2 separate regions of the Homo sapiens genome follow, and region 1 is linked to region 2. A link is a contact called in ENCODE Hi-C or POLR2A ChIA-PET data. All regions are on one chromosome and are shown on one strand. The core of a region is the stretch at or near the end of the contact, and the rest is flanking DNA. Distances in the headings are between cores, read along the strand shown. Region 1 holds the start of PCBP1 (poly(rC) binding protein 1). Region 2 holds the start of XPO1 (exportin 1).

What was found. A loop is a pair of places that touch in the nucleus more often than their neighbours do. ChIA-PET counts read pairs that join two places held with the same protein, here RNA polymerase II (POLR2A). Pooled maps may share reads with other maps.
Region 1: a pooled map shows a loop between it and region 2 (7-fold over the local background). The contact joins the promoter of PCBP1 here to the promoter of XPO1 in region 2. A Hi-C loop is called at or near these places in 3 of 50 pooled maps. POLR2A ChIA-PET finds 5 or more read pairs at or near these places in 2 of 52 experiments (GM10248 and GM12878).

What each region holds. Positions count from the first base shown.
Region 1 is chr2:70,085,141-70,090,049 of GRCh38, forward strand. It overlaps PCBP1 (poly(rC) binding protein 1), which reads left to right and starts at 2,337. Exons shown (of 1, transcript NM_006196.4): 1 at 2,337-4,063. The coding sequence starts at 2,604. The coding sequence ends at 3,674. PCBP1-AS1 (PCBP1 antisense RNA 1) reads right to left here and starts at 1,875. Exons shown (of 11, transcript NR_033872.1): 1 at 1,838-1,875; 2 at 407-484. It also overlaps a transcript of ASPRV1 not described here. RefSeq lists enhancers at 934-1,073, 1,214-1,303, 1,344-1,553, 2,759-3,403, 3,475-3,641 and silencers at 1,764-1,913, 2,364-2,423, 4,450-4,499, 4,590-4,679.
Region 2 is chr2:61,535,612-61,540,648 of GRCh38, forward strand. XPO1 (exportin 1) reads right to left here and starts at 2,745. Exons shown (of 25, transcript NM_003400.4): 1 at 1,951-2,745. RefSeq lists enhancers at 536-595, 1,316-1,375, 2,470-2,729, 3,298-4,087 and a silencer at 3,220-3,359.

The DNA of each region.
Region 1 (4,909 bases), core at 1,087-3,586, 8.5 Mb after region 2:
CTGGTTGGGGTGCTGGGGTGGGGGAGGCAAGAGTCAAGCCCATGGGGAGCTGACGGAAGCAAGTCAGTCATACAAAAAACCATTTGCTCCCCCAGAGGCAGGTAGGCTCAAATGTGCCACAGACAGGGCCAGACCGACAGACACCTGAGCCTCTGGGCAGGCTGAATCACTTCCCCCTCCCTATCCTCACCAGACACTGCATAAGACAGCATTTCAGCCCGCCCGCCCGTTACAGGTGTAGCTCTTATCAGGAAAAGCTGGGAGCTGCCTGATACAAAAAGGGGCTGACTGCACAACAAAAGATTACCTGAAGGGCTCATTTAAATGACAAGCTCACCTAAACGTTTTAAATAGTATTTAAATTCCAAAACCCTGATTTACAGAAAAACCTGGAAAATGTGCTCACCAGTAAGGAAATCTGGAGGTCCATCCCCGACATTGTGTGACCTTGAATTAAGCACTTCATCTTTATGTTTGTCTTCCTCTGTTTAAAAGAGAGAGAGAGAGAGAGAGATAAGAACACCTACCTCAGAGGACCATGGTAAAAATTAAAGATAGAATACGGTGAACTGCCTTGCATCGGATGTGCTGGCACTGGCCAATGCACAATAAACGCCTGTCCCTTCTAGACTAAAAATGAACACTTAATTGTGGTAAACTATTAATAAGATTCACCGGCCAACTGTCCTATGAAAAAGTCAGAGGCACTGTAGTCTCTTCGTAGCTCTCGTTCTCTCCAGCACAACAGCCCATGCTAGGAAGTCTAGAAAAGCAGTAACTTATCTCATTCCTTAAATTAAACAGAGGTTTCTAAATGCTTTGGTACTGTGGGGACCCAAATTATCCCTTGATACTGCCCCCCTATTATCCACTATTAAGCTTTAAAAAGGCGAGAGATTAAATATTGTGCCCACATTTTACAGTCATTCGCGTTCCCGTTTCAAATTAAAGGGAGGAAAACGCGTTAAAATTAGGCCTCCGACCTTCAGACCAGCCTGTGGGCTTTTTTAAGTCATAAAACTCGCGGAGGTGGAAGGCCCCGGGGAGGAAGAGGGGTGCATTCTAGAGCTTTCGGGCCGACCCCAATTTCTCGTTGGCGACGAATGCTAACCACGTGTCGCCATTTTGTGTTCAGGAAACATGGCGGCCGCCCCAAGGGTAAGGAACAGGGGAGGCGGAGTAGCGCCACGTTAGCCGCTTTCCCTGAGAGATTGTGAAGCACGTTGCGCACGGGGCCCTTTCTGGTCTGGCTTAGCCCAAGGAGGAAGGGGAAAAGGCAGAAATCACAACTCATAGGCCAGCGTCTTGAGCGACACTTCCTCAGCGGGAAGAACCGGCAAAAAAGGCCTTCCAAGATGGCGGGCCCTGACGGGGCCGCCCCCCTTGAGCCTGGCGCAGTGGCTGCGCCCATGGGCCCGAAAAGCAGCCGCGGGAGCCCAGGCCGCGCGGGGAAAGCCGCAGAAACGTCCTGAAGCCCTGGCCGGCAGCCCCTGAACAAACGAGGCCTCCACAGGCGTACACTATTGTTTCTAATGTCGGAAAAGGGTGCCGCGGTGGAAACGACACAAGGGCAGGAGGTGGGGTTTCTGTGGCTTTAACCGAAAGAAACTTGCGAAACGCAAACAAAGCATTATGTAAATGGACGCCATTCTTTTTAGGACCACGTTTCTAGCACGCCCCACAAACAGCAGAGCCGCGATTCGGCAGGCGGCCGTGAGTGGGTTTCGGTCTTTCTGCCCACCGGCCGCCGCCGGGGAGCAGGAGCTGGGGTGGGGGATCCATGCAGGGCGCCCGGACGCCGGGGACGAAAGGGCCCCACGTGCCCGCCCGCGCGCACCCGCTCCGCAGGCCTCGCCTCGCCGCCCCTCCCCCCCGGAAGAGGGCTGCTGCCCCTCCCATCCCCCCACACCCTCGCGCACGCGCTCTGGTCACCTCACGCGCATGTTTTAAACCCGCGGCGTCCCGGCTTGTGCCTGCAGTTTCCGCCGGGGCTGCCCATGTCGTTCCGCGCACGAGCCCCTCATGTAGGGCAGGAAAATAATGTCTATCCCGCATACACAGCACTAGTATTTTCAGTCACCCGCCAGTGCCGTTAGAGTTAATAAAATACGTCATCATTTTAAAACTTTGCCGGACTCACAGCTTCCGCCCATCGTGCGCTTCATTTTCACTACTGCAGTGTCAGAAGGTTTTTTTTTTAAGGACCATGTAAGGGTTGGCGCAATCTTGTGACCTAAAAAAGACGGGTCCTCATTTTTTTTCAAGGGGTCCTGCGCAGCAAGCACTTCCGGGGTCAGAGGGTACGCGGGGTTGAAAGCGGGCTTCCCGCCCCGCCCAGACCGCCGAGGCTGCCGCCGGAGTCGCCACCGCCGCGCCCTCGCCCACCCGCCCGCCCGCCGCTCCCGGCCCCGCTCGCCCCCTCCGCCGCCGCCGCCCGCCCCTGCGACTACGCTGCGGCCTCCCGCCCGCTCCCGCTCGCTCCCGCGGCCCTCGCTCGCCTCGCGCCGGCAGTTTTGGGCCTACACCTCCCCTCCCCCCGCCAGCCGCCAAAGACTTGACCACGTAACGAGCCCAACTCCCCCGAACGCCGCCCGCCGCTCGCCATGGATGCCGGTGTGACTGAAAGTGGACTAAATGTGACTCTCACCATTCGGCTTCTTATGCACGGAAAGGAAGTAGGAAGCATCATTGGGAAGAAAGGGGAGTCGGTTAAGAGGATCCGCGAGGAGAGTGGCGCGCGGATCAACATCTCGGAGGGGAATTGTCCGGAGAGAATCATCACTCTGACCGGCCCCACCAATGCCATCTTTAAGGCTTTCGCTATGATCATCGACAAGCTGGAGGAAGATATCAACAGCTCCATGACCAACAGTACCGCGGCCAGCAGGCCCCCGGTCACCCTGAGGCTGGTGGTGCCGGCCACCCAGTGCGGCTCCCTGATTGGGAAAGGCGGGTGTAAGATCAAAGAGATCCGCGAGAGTACGGGGGCGCAGGTCCAGGTGGCGGGGGATATGCTGCCCAACTCCACCGAGCGGGCCATCACCATCGCTGGCGTGCCGCAGTCTGTCACCGAGTGTGTCAAGCAGATTTGCCTGGTCATGCTGGAGACGCTCTCCCAGTCTCCGCAAGGGAGAGTCATGACCATTCCGTACCAGCCCATGCCGGCCAGCTCCCCAGTCATCTGCGCGGGCGGCCAAGATCGGTGCAGCGACGCTGCGGGCTACCCCCATGCCACCCATGACCTGGAGGGACCACCTCTAGATGCCTACTCGATTCAAGGACAACACACCATTTCTCCGCTCGATCTGGCCAAGCTGAACCAGGTGGCAAGACAACAGTCTCACTTTGCCATGATGCACGGCGGGACCGGATTCGCCGGAATTGACTCCAGCTCTCCAGAGGTGAAAGGCTATTGGGCAAGTTTGGATGCATCTACTCAAACCACCCATGAACTCACCATTCCAAATAACTTAATTGGCTGCATAATCGGGCGCCAAGGCGCCAACATTAATGAGATCCGCCAGATGTCCGGGGCCCAGATCAAAATTGCCAACCCAGTGGAAGGCTCCTCTGGTAGGCAGGTTACTATCACTGGCTCTGCTGCCAGTATTAGTCTGGCCCAGTATCTAATCAATGCCAGGCTTTCCTCTGAGAAGGGCATGGGGTGCAGCTAGAACAGTGTAGGTTCCCTCAATAACCCCTTTCTGCTGTTCTCCCATGATCCAACTGTGTAATTTCTGGTCAGTGATTCCAGGTTTTAAATAATTTGTAAGTGTTCAGTTTCTACACAACTTTATCATCCGCTAAGAATTTAAAAATCACATTCTCTGTTCAGCTGTTAATGCTGGGATCCATATTTAGTTTTATAAGCTTTTCCCTGTTTTTAGTTTTGTTTTGGGTTTTTTGGCTCATGAATTTTATTTCTGTTTGTCGATAAGAAATGTAAGAGTGGAATGTTAATAAATTTCAGTTTAGTTCTGTAATGTCAAGAATTTAAGAATTAAAAAACGGATTGGTTAAAAAATGCTTCATATTTGAAAAAGCTGGGAATTGCTGTCTTAAACTCTTTGTTGGTGCCTTTTTTTTCCCTCCCCTTTTAGCCTGAGGTGTTTGGAGGGAGGAGGGAGAAGGGTGGGCCCGTCCTTGGTATTCTCTCAAGCTCTTCTCACCTTATCGGTAAGATTCCATTCCCTCTGTGCCCCAACAAAGGAACATGGCAGGCTGGGCCTGCTTTGGGATGTTTCCAGGGACAGAGAGGTTCAAGTTCCAGAGAGAGGCCTCTGCCCATTTCTCTGGTAGAAACAAGGTTTTCTCGAGGGGAAAAGGTGTGCCCACTCAGTAGGACCTCTAAATGGCAGAGCGTCCTCTCCATCTAACCAGTTCCCCCACCCCCACCTCACAGGATAAACTTAGGAACAAAAAAATATTCTGGGGTGGGAGGAGCCTGGGGAAGGGGTGTGGGGGCAGGGAAAGGAAAGGAAGGGAGGGCAGTGGGCCGGGGAGGATTGGGGGCTTGGAGGAGGGCAACAGCTGCCGGGTGGTGGTGGGACTAGAGGGGTCTTGGTTGGGCAGCAGGGGTGGGAAGGGGGGAGGGGACGGTACCAACGAGACGCACGTGTCAAGCATGCACCTGTGGCAAGCAGCCTGTCAGAGGATGTTATTACACCTGCCAAGTGGTGTATCCAGAAACAAAAGAGGCCCAGTTTCCAATTCTTCAGCTGTGTGCAATGTTTAGAGAATCCCTATACCAGGAAATAATCCTGCCTAAATGGGTCAGTCTTCACAAGGCGGGAATGTAGACTGATGCACTGACTATAACCTAAGAATGATCTGAGTGTTAAAGATGCAGATTCCTCTGTCCCACCCCAAAACTAATCAGCTGTATTTTTAACAAACACCCCAAAGGAGT
Region 2 (5,037 bases), core at 1,495-3,994:
ACAACAGATTAGAACTCCAAAAGATGAGTCACCTATGATTGATATGATGTAAAAATAATGTAAAACTCAAGAAATTAGGAGTTCAAGAATTGGTCCATTATTGACAAAACTGATGAGACTTCAAAACGTTTCGTAGTAGGCATTAAACAAACGTTTTTAAACAGCAGAATACTTGTTACACACCACAAAAAAACCTTAAGATCTAAATACTGAGAGGAAATATATATTCCACAAATGAATGTGTAAACTCTCCTCCACCTTCAAGTACCATAAAATTTAAAAGATCAGAACAATCTTAATTATTTGAGGCTTAAAAGCAATGTCCACAAAGCACCAAGATCCATGTATCAAAAGTTTTCAAATATTTCGGTTAAATATTGAACAAACTTTTCACCTATTTACTACCATAGTTGAATGCTAAAACAAAAAAGGATTAAGAAAATGACTCTTACAAGTTTCATTTTCAAATACACTGTTCTTATAAAATTCTCCGAACTAGACTGATGTGAAAAACGAGATTTAGAATAGAAGGATTTAAATACAGTAGTTTGCCATCCTTAGAACTAGCGGCTATCTTCGAAATCACCTACCTATTCCTGAACTGTACATAGTACAGAAATGGCGGCTTTGTGGTCAATGCCAAGCACATTTAGTCCCCCAAATCAAACCGCTTCCAAAACATTCTTTCCACTAACAGCAGTGTCCCACACTTAAGATATACAATCAGACAGCAAACAAGCCATAGTGCGAGAGGTGTAACCACGAACGCTCATTCCCATTGGGCTCTTCAATCCTAAAATCCACTCACTGGATAACATACACTAGGGATTATCCAGCTTAATGGATAATGTGACTCTACAAGTGACACCCAATGCCAATTCCTAAACAAAACCCAGAAAATCATAACCGTTGCTTAATAACTTCACACTAGGTGAAAAACAAGTCGCTACAAGGCGAAAGACTGCTCCTTAGGTTGTGTGGGCAATCGCCCGCTTCATTCAGGAAAAACACACCTCATTAGGGCCCGCCCTCCCCTCGCTTCCCACCCGAACCGATTTGCAGCCCTTCTAACTATAGCACACAGGAGCACGCACTCACCCCGCCCTTACTCGGAGGAGGCATTTAGACCAGGCGCCTTAAGTTCACCGCCCCTTTCTCTATGCAGCATGGCCTCGGCGTGATCAGAGGAGGTCCGGGCTGAGCCAGTACTGAATGCTTCCTCTACTACACCACTTCCTCCCACCCAACCCAAACTCACAGACATCGGAATGAAGGAGAATCAGGGCATCCTCCACTGTACAAGGCCAACAGTAAATGGTTTAACCAACTTATCACATTCAAACCCCTGAAAAGGAACTACAAGACGGAATCCCATGTGCAGGCCCCTGAAAAACTGATCTTTCCTACTTCACATGCCACTCTGCAAAACCGGAGAGCTTTCGAGTTTCCTTGCTGGAGGAACAGGGAGTCGGCAGCCCCTCCCTCCCCCATCCCAAGCTCTCCACCGAGGGGGCCACGTGATGCAGGCGGACGTTTCAATGCTGCTGCACTAAATATTTCTGGAAACTTCCACTCCTAATAATTTACAGAGATGTTCCTGAAATCACCCCAACTTCTCCCCAGCCCCAGGGGCTGGGGAACCCCTCCCACCCCGCGCGGGGCCCCGCTTCACTATCACACTCCTCGCCTTCCTCCACCGCCACCCGCACACGCGAATGACCCAGCAAGCGCTCCCCTCCCGAGGCCGCCTCCCCGCCTCCATCCCCCAGCGGCAAAAGCGGCTCCATTCAATCGCAGGCTCCGCTGTGGGCCCGCCGCGCCCCCGGCCCGCCCGCCGCCTCCCGGGCTCGCTTCCCGCGGCCGCCGCCGCCGCGCCCCACGCCGGCCTCCTCCCGCCCGCCCGGCCGCGCCGCCGCCCGACCCTCGGCCCCGAAGACACAGTCGACTTACCCAGAGATTGAACCAACTGCTCCTTCCTTCCTCGTTGGGGGATTAGGGCGAGGGAAGGTGGGGAGGGGGGAGAGGGGACGAATCAAGGTGGGTTTCAGTTTTCCCACCTCAAAAAAGGAAATTAAAAAAACGGACAGGAAAAGGGCAAAAAGAGCTCAATAATATTTACTATTTCAGGGACGCTTCCCCCAACACACACACACACACACACACACACACACACCCGCCCCCCCCCAAAAGGGGAATTAATCTGGGGAATAAATGCTCCCGCCCGGCTGGGGAGTGAGGGAAGGGGGAGGGAACGGGGTCAAGTCCCAAAGATTCAGCCCCAGGGGGACCCTCCAGCCACAGGCAGCAGCAGAAGCGGCAGGAGTAGGGGGTGTAGAGTCCACACGGCCGGGGAGACGCTCTGCTGCCAGTTGCAGTCCGACTCCCCCCTACCAAAACACGGCTCCCTCTCTCACGCGGCTCCGGCGCTGGCCCCCCCCCCCCCAAGGCTCGCCTAAACTTTCCCCCCTTCTCTTGTTCCTCAGCGACTGGTGGTTCCCCCCTCCCCCTCTGGGTGGTTGCACGGACTGCAGCAGCAAAGACTGGAACAGGCACCGCCGCCGGGGCTGTAGCTACTGTTGCTCTTGCTGATGCTGTAGCTCCCGCTGCTCCTGCCGCGGCCGCTGCAGCCGCTTCTCCCCCTCCTCCTAGTGCCTCAAACTCGGAACCGGTTGAAACCGGTTCAGACTGGGAGATTCCATCTCGGTTGAGTTTTCAGCCCATGGCGCCGCGGAGCGTTTGGAACCTGGGCCTCCGCCCCCAGCCCGCCCTCCTATTGGTCAGTTCCAGCTACAGCCGCGCCATGAGCCTATCTCTCATTGGCCCGAGCGCCAGTCAATCCCGCCTCACGGCTCCACACGAGCCCGCCGCTTCGGCCCCTACCTCTTTTCAGCAGCGATTTGCCCGCAGAGTGGGGGAGGGGAAGTGGGGAGGGTCGAAAGGCAAGAGGAGAGGGGTGGAGGAGGAGGAGGTGGGACGAAGAGCAGGGATGAGTAGAAAAGAGAGCGAAGGAAAGCCGCGTGGAGGATTCGTTCGAACGAGCTGTCAATCAAGAGCAGCCCGCCCTCGAGCTCTCGACTTCCCTTCCCCCTGCGGCCCTCTCCCTCCCGGTGCCTAGTTCGCAGGCCCGGCCTTTCTCGCCCGCTCATTGGCTGGGCCTCTTCGGTGACGGAGAGGGTGGGGCGCAGCTCGTGAGCTGGTGGCGGCGCGAGTTTGATCGGGGCGCGCGGCAGCGTTCTCTTTGCTTCCCCCGGACTCGGCCGGCCCGCCCCCACCGGCTCCCGCCAACCTGCGGGGGCCTGAGCCCGCGGGAATCAGGATCCGCCCTTCGGATGGGGGCTGCGTTCGGAAAAGGGAGGGCACACCCAGTTTTGAACTCTGGAAGGGGTGGAGAAAAGAGGGAAAAAGAACGCTTCCGAGGCCAATTTTAGGCCCCAGACCTCTCTAATCCATTTTAGAGGCCTGGTTTTGGGGCCAGGTAGCTGAGAGAGGGGTTGGGGTGAGGCGCAGGGCGTGCATTCTTGGCGCCTCGTGATCTTCTCAGGGTGTCGGAAAAGATATCGAAATACTTCTTGGGAAAGTCTCCTTAAAATTTCAACTCTGTCTCTCCAGGCTGGAATTTGGCTGCTTCAACAAGCAACCTTTCCTGAAAACCAAAACATTGTAATCCCAAGTGATTGGTTTGACAGCGCATGTTTTGGCTGGCTGAGCTTGCATGCCAACTGCGTCCCACCTGGTGCCCTTGATCTGCAACACTCAGATTTTCCTTTTACCCTAGCTGCACTTCACGTACTAAATCATCATCAAATAGTATTTTCTGTGAAAGTCACATGCACGTTGCCTTTCACGTGGTTGCCTCTCGTTTGTTCCCAAGCGTCCTCCAAATCAGCTTTACAGATTGTTCTTTGCTTAAGAGCAAATAGCCCACCAAAATTTACTAGGCCCTTTGTGCCACCAAGAGGTAGATAAATGATTTATTGAATTAATAACAATTTTCTTTAGCAAATGTTCATCCACGATGGACTATGGCTAACCTCAAAGCACCACTTATTCTAACTCCCCCTCCAATAAAGAAAAACGCAACAACTCAATGTTTAGATGTACCAGAATTATTTTGGATGATTTTCAGACCTAAGTTTTTATTCATTACATAAATGAATAATATCAAGCCATTTTATATACATATATAATACATATATAATGTACTATGTATGATATATGATGTGCAGTGGGCCCTCTGTATCCTGGGTTCCCCATCCTCAGTTTCAACCAGCCCTGGGTGGAAAACATTAAAAAACAACAACAACAATAAAAATAATACAAAATAAAACGCAATGCAGTATATTTACATAGCATTTACATTGTATAAGGCATTATAAGCAATGTAGAGATGATTTAAAGTTTACATCGTATAAGGTATTATAAGCAATCTAGAGATGAAAGTAACGGGAAGTTTACAAATACAGTATATGCAAATACAGTAAATCCTCACTTAACATGGTCATGGAGAGGATCTTGGAAACTGCGACTTTAAACACAAGGATAGGCCAGGCATGGTGGTTCATGCCTTTAATCCCAGCACTTTGGGAGGCCGAGGCAGGCAGATCACTTGAGGTCAGGAGTTCGAGACCAGCCTGGCCACATGGTGAAACCCCTCTCTACTGAAGATACAAAAATTAACCTGGCGTGGTGGTGGGCACTTGTAATCCCAGCTACTCGGGAGGCTAAGCGGGGAGAATGGCTGGAACCCGGGAGGCAGAGGCTGCAGTGAGCGGAGATCACGCTACTGCAGTCCAGCCTGGGCAACAGAACGGGACTCGTTCTCAAAACAAACAAACAACAATAAAAAAAACCTACAAGGACATATAACAAAATCAATTTTACCATAGGCCTGTAATCCCAGCATTTTGGGAGGCAAAGGTGGGAGGATCACTTGAGCCCAGAAGTTCAAGACCAGCCTGGGCAACATGGCAAAACCTGGTCTCTACCAAAAATACAATAATTAGCTGGGCATGGTGGCATGCGCCTGTAGTCCCAACT